Linked DNA regions of Homo sapiens: region 2 is linked to region 1. A link is a loop called in an ENCODE intact Hi-C map of the cell type or tissue named here. Cell type or tissue: OCI-LY7. All regions are shown on one strand. Links, peaks and the distances in the headings refer to the core of each region. The heading gives the core; the rest is flanking DNA. Region 1 has its middle 5.7 kb from the start of GLYATL2. Region 2 overlaps FAM111A-DT (FAM111A divergent transcript).

Region 1 (2,920 bases), core at 262-2,761:
AGAAATAAATAACATACAATGGAGATACAATACATCTGACAGCAGATTTTTCAGTGGAAACCTAGGAGACAGTGGCATGACACACTTAAAGTGCTGAAGGAAAAATACCTTTTACCCTAGAATATTATCTCACAAAAATATTCTTCAAAAATGAAGGAAGAATACTTTCCCAGACAAGAGCTGAGGGATTTCATCAATATCAGACCTTTCCTACAAGAAATGCTAAAGAAAGAACAGAACATTGAGAAAGAAAGGAACATTAGTGAGCAATAAATAATCACCAGAAGTTTTAAAACTCACAGGTAATAATAAGTACACACGAACAGACAGAATATTATAACGCTGTTAACTGTGGTGTATAAACTACTTTTATCCTAAATAGAAACACCTGAGCTCAAGCAATCCACCTACCTTGGCCTCCCAAAGTGCTAGGATTACAGGCATGAGCCACCACACCTGGCCTATATATCAATAAATTGGAAAACCTAAAAAAAATGACAAATTTCTAGACACATATGATCCACCAAGATTGAACGAGGTCAAAATCCAAAACCTGAACAGACCAATAGCAAGACACAAGACTGAAGCTATACTAAAGTCTCTCAGTAAAGAAAAGCCCAGGATCTGACAGCTTCACTGCTGAATTCTACCAAACATTTAAAGAAGAATATCAATCCTACTCAAACTGTTCTGAAAAATGCAGGAGAAGGCAGCAAACTAACACAAGAACAGAAAACCAAACACCGCATGTTCTCACTTATAAGTGGGAGTTGAACAATGAGAACACATGGACAAAGGGAGGGGAACATCATACACTGGAGCCTGCTGGTAGGTGGGGGCCTGGGAGAGGGATAGTATTAGGAGAAATACCTAATGTAGATGACAGGTTGATGGGTGCAGCAAACTACCATAGCTCGCTTATACCTATGGAACAAAGCTGCACGTTCAGCACATGTATCCCAGAACTTAAAGTATAATTAAAAAAAGATAAACAATTCCAATAGAAAAACAGGAAAAGTGAAAAAAATAGAGAAGGGAATACTTCCAAACTCATTCTATGAGGCAAATATTATCCTGATACCAAAACCGAAGACACATCAAAACACAGAAAACTACAGTCCAATATTTCTGATGAATATTGATGCAAAAATCCTCATCAAAATACTAGCAAACCCTGGTAAAAGTGGGCATCTTTGTTGTGTTCCAGCTATTGGAAAAAAGGCTTTCAGCTTTTCCCCATTCAGTGTGATACTAGCTGTAGGTCTGTCATATATAGCTTTTAACCTGTTGAGGCATGTTTCTTCTATTCCCAGTTTGTTCAGAGGTTTTATTATGAAGGGATGTTGAATCTTATCAAATGCTTTTTTGTGGGCGGTAAGCCACCTGAGGCAAGAGACCGAGGGCACGAGCTGTTCCAGTGTGATAAATATATAAAATAACAAGAGTTATACTAGATATAGATCATAGATATGATTATATATGAATATCATTAATCATTAATTTGTAGCAATTACTCTTTATTCCAATATTATAATAATCTTCACTCTACAATCATAACCCAGGAAAAACCAGGCCATACAGAGATAGGAGCTGAAGGGGCATGGTGAGAAGTGACCAGAAGACGAGAGTGTGAGCCCTCTGTCATGCCCAGACAGGGCCACTAGATGGCTCCTTGGTCTAGCAGTAATGCCAGCATCTGGGAAGATGCCCATTACCAAGTGGACATGGTCTAGCGGTAGCATCAGTGCCAAGGAAAAGCACCTGCTACTTAGCAGACCAGGAAAGGGAGTCTCCCTTTCCCCAGGGGAGTTTAGAGAAGACTCTGCTCCACCACTCTTGTGGAGGGCCTGACATCAGTCAGGCCCACCCACAGTTATCTGGAGGCCTAACCATCTCCCTGTGATGCTGTGCTTCAGCGGTCATGCTCCTGTTTCACTTTCATGTTCTACTCTGGGCACCTGGCTCTGCCCTCTAGATAGCAGTAGCAAAATTAGTGAAAGTATTAAAGTCTTTGATCTTTCTGAAAAGAGCATAGAATAAATAATGGCATAAGCTGTACTCTCTCTGCCTTGGCTGCCAAACAGGGAAGGGCCCCCTGTCTGGTGGACACGTGACTCACGTGACCTTATCAATCATTGGAGATGACTCACACTCTTTACCCTGCCCCTTTTGCCTTGTATCCAATAAATAACAGTGCAGCCAGGCATTCGGGGCCACTACTGGTCTCCGCATCTTGGTGGTAGTGGTCCCCCGGGCCCAGTTGTCTTTTCTTTTATCTCTTTGTCTTGTGTCTTTATTTCTATGATCTCTCATCTCTGCACATGTGGAGAAAAACGCACAGACCCTGTGGGGCTGGCCACTACCCTTTTTAGCATCCATTGAGATGATTATATGGATTTTATCTTTCATTCTGTTGATATGGTGTATCGCACTGGTTGATTTGCATATTTTGAACTATCCTTGCATCCTAGGGATACATCCCAGTTGGTCATGATGAATAATCTTTCTAATGTTATTGTTGAATTTGGTTTGCTAGTATTTTGTTGAGGATTTTTGCATCAGTATATGCACATACTCTGTACCCACAAAAATTAAATATTAAAAAGAATTAAAAAAACAAAAAAGATAGACAATTGAGTTGGCCTTCTTCCAAAGAATTGTATTACATAATATTTGGACACTGCCAGAAACTCCAGACATCTGAGAGACATGATTACTATTATATGGTTCCTGGGTGTATCTTCCTCACTTCTGTAGAACTACAGAAATAGGTGGGTGACATGTGGGAAAAGATTCATAAGTAATGTTAAAGAGTTTCTAAATCATCACAGGGGAGATGGCAAGCCACTGGAAAGTTAGGACTGGAAAAACATGGTTGGGAGGAAGATGTCTGTTAGTGGGATACACACAAGGGATGATT
Region 2 (2,920 bases), core at 142-2,641, 290 kb after region 1:
CTAGATTGTGACTTAATGGGTGGTGAGGACAATGTTACGTTCATCTTAGCAATCCCAATGCTTGACACTATATCTGGCATGCACAAAAATTTCCTCCAAAAAGACGGAATAAAATTTTTAAAAAGATACTTTAGGTTTATAGGTATTAGACATAAATTAGTGGAAGGTAACAGCTATCCCATAGAGCACATTAGAGAGACTGGTGTTCCAACAGCTACATGAAGTGGAACCACACAAACCAGCTAAAGGTGAGGCCCTGCAGGTTGGGCTTCTCCAGCACTTTCTGTCTTTGCTGCATGATCCTCATGGACTGCATCCAACCTTGTAAAGTCAGCCAAGAAGAGAAAAATCAGAGGCTCGTCCATTCCTTGCCGGTGTGATGACATGAGGAGCCATCCTTTGTGAACAGAACTCATTGGTTTCTGCAGTTTTTTGTTTTGTTGTTGCTTTTGGTAAAGGTTGGTTATAGCGTTGAAGCAGAACTAAAAGACGTCCACTCACAGTGAACTCTGGCTAATGATTCTGGACAGTCCAATCCTGTGGTTCAACTACTTCAATGGCCAGCCAAGGGAAAAGGGACTGAGTATATAAATTAATTCCCAGGCTTCAGGGAGCAGAAAACGCCTGCAATTCGTTTGGACATTGCAGTGTGCTTTTGCTCTTGTTGGCTATAAAAAGGCTAGGGAGAAAAACCAAAGTTAAGGAATTAAACTTCCTACTATATAACATATTGGTTTACAAGAAAAAACATATATATATAAAGTTATTTATATTTAAACCTTTATATTTTAATCCTTAACTCTTCCCCAGGAATCCCTATACATTTTCACAATAATCCAGGATACCACAAATGATGGAGAGAAGGGCATTTGAGATCTTGTTAGCCCTTGAGGCCGCCCCAAGAGGCTCACCAGCTTCAGATCTAGCACCATCAGACCAACAGATGGTTCTCAGAGGAGCACATGGAAGTGAACGTCCAGCTTCCCAACTTAACACCCCCGCTAATCACTCAGCCAGGGAAAAGCAGTTTCCCAGAAGGCTCAAGCTCTGTCCAAGAGAAGTGAGGGCTGGGCAAACCATTTCCACGTCCTGCTGCCACTGGGCATGAGGGATGTGGGTTCTCACCTCAGCTCCGCCCTCCCCTTACCCGGTTTCCGCAGGCTAATCCTCTGTCGCCATCTGCTGGCAGCGCGCGGCACTCCCCAGCCCGGTTAGGAAGAAACGGCTTTGCTGGGTGAGATTTAGGGGCTGCTCTCGCGTCTCGTCTCGGGAGCTGTCCTGAAAGGGGGCTGCCACGCTGGTCTCATTCTGTAGAGCTGCAAATTAAGGAGCACTGCGGGTGCCTCCAGAGGGTCTTGGAGGGTCATTTGGGCTGTGAGGTTGTAGGGAAAAGAAAGAGCGATCAGACTGTTACTGTGTCTATGTAGAAAGGAAGACATAAGAAACTCCATTTTGACCTGTACCCTGAACAATTGCTTTGCCCTGAGATGCTGTTAATCTGTAACTTTGCCCCAACCTTGAGCTCACAGAAACATGTGTTGTATGGAATCAAGGTTTAACGGCTCTAGGGCTGTGGAGGATGTGCCTTGTTAACAAAATGTTTACAGGCAGTATGCTTGGTAAAATTCATCGCCAGTCTCTATAGACCAGGGGCACAATGCACTGTGGAAAGCCGCAGGGACCTCTGCCCTGGAAAGCTGGGTATGGTTCAAGGTTTCTCCCCATGTGATAGTCTGAAATATGGTCTCATGGGATGGGAAAGACCTGACCATCCCCCAGCCCGACACCCTGAAGTATCTGTGCTGAGGAGGATTAGTAAAAGAGGAAAGGCTCTTGCAGTTGAGATAAGAGGAAGGCCACTGTCTCCTGCCTGCCCCGGGAACTGAATGTCTCGGTATAATACTCGATTGTACATTTGTTCAATTCTGAGATAGGAGAAAAACCGCCCTGTGGTGGGAGGCAAGACATGTTGGCAGCAATGCTGCTTTATTATTCTTTACTCCACTGAGATGTTTGGGTGGAGAGAAACATAAATCTGGACTATGTGCACATCCAGGCATAGTACCTTCCCTTGAACTTATTTGTGACACAGATTCCTTTGCTCACGTTTTCTTGTTGACCTTCTCCTCACTATGACCCTGCCCTCCTACCGCATTCATCTTGCTGAGATAGTGAAAATGGTAATCAATAAATAATGAGGGAACTCAGAGAATGGTGCAGGTGCGGGTCCTCTGTATGCTGAGGGCCGGTCCCCTGGGCCCACTTTTCTTTCTCTATACTTTGTCTCTGTGTCTTATTTCTTTTCTCAGTCCCTCCTCCCACCTGATGAGAATTACCCACAGGTGTGGAGGGGCTGCCTCCGAATTAAGGAGCACAGCGGGCGCCTTGAGAGGGTCTTGGAGGGTCATTCGGGCGGTGAGGTCTGGAGGAAAGCGGGGCGGGTTTCTTCCTCCTGAGGTACCAGGAAGATGGAGGCCACTGCAGACCGCGTGCCCCTACTAGTCCCTGCGGCCCTGGGCGCTCGAACCTCGGGCCACAGCTAGGATGGGCGCGGTGGTTATTCCCTTTTCTGGAAGGAGGAAGGCTAGCAGCCTCTGGAGTTTTGATGGGGCCGACACCCCCTTAAGAGTCCAAACGAAGGCTCCTTATGAAGGCATTACTCTCATAGAGGTTCTTTGCCTTCCAGGTCTTTGACTGAGCTGGAGTCTATGATCTGGATCCTAGGAATCCCGATCTCACAACACTTTTGACCTCAAATTGAAGTGAACATCACCTTTTCCTGCTAGTAGTTGAGTAATTTGGTAATATTTATCCAAAACCTAAAAATCATGCACAATCATCTAGACCATCAAAACAGAGTAACATGGTAGTAGTAAGAGAAGTAACAATGGCAAAGGCGCCATACCATTTCCGGAGCGTT

The links. A loop is a pair of places that touch in the nucleus more often than their neighbours do. Peaks named below come from ENCODE experiments on the same cell type or tissue, not always from the same donor. Only the 100,000 strongest peaks of a DNase experiment are listed, where the experiment ranks them.
Region 2: a loop joins it to region 1, with 5 times the contacts of the local background. A loop is called at or near these places in 4 of 110 quality-filtered maps.

What each region holds. Positions count from the first base shown.
Region 1 is chr11:58,848,958-58,851,877 of GRCh38, forward strand. It overlaps a transcript of GLYATL2 not described here. Among named protein-coding and RNA genes, the nearest start is that of GLYATL2, 5.7 kb to the left of the region's middle. In OCI-LY7, for the core only: a CTCF peak has its summit at 1,643 (motif pointing right); DNase peaks (open chromatin) are centred at 1,674 and 1,944.
Region 2 is chr11:59,134,910-59,137,829 of GRCh38, forward strand. FAM111A-DT (FAM111A divergent transcript) reads right to left here. Exons shown (of 4, transcript NR_110184.1): 3 at 1,148-1,372; 4 at 1-679. Among named protein-coding and RNA genes, the nearest start is that of FAM111A-DT, 6.4 kb to the right of the region's middle. In OCI-LY7, for the core only: a CTCF peak has its summit at 1,186 (motif pointing left); a DNase peak (open chromatin) is centred at 1,152.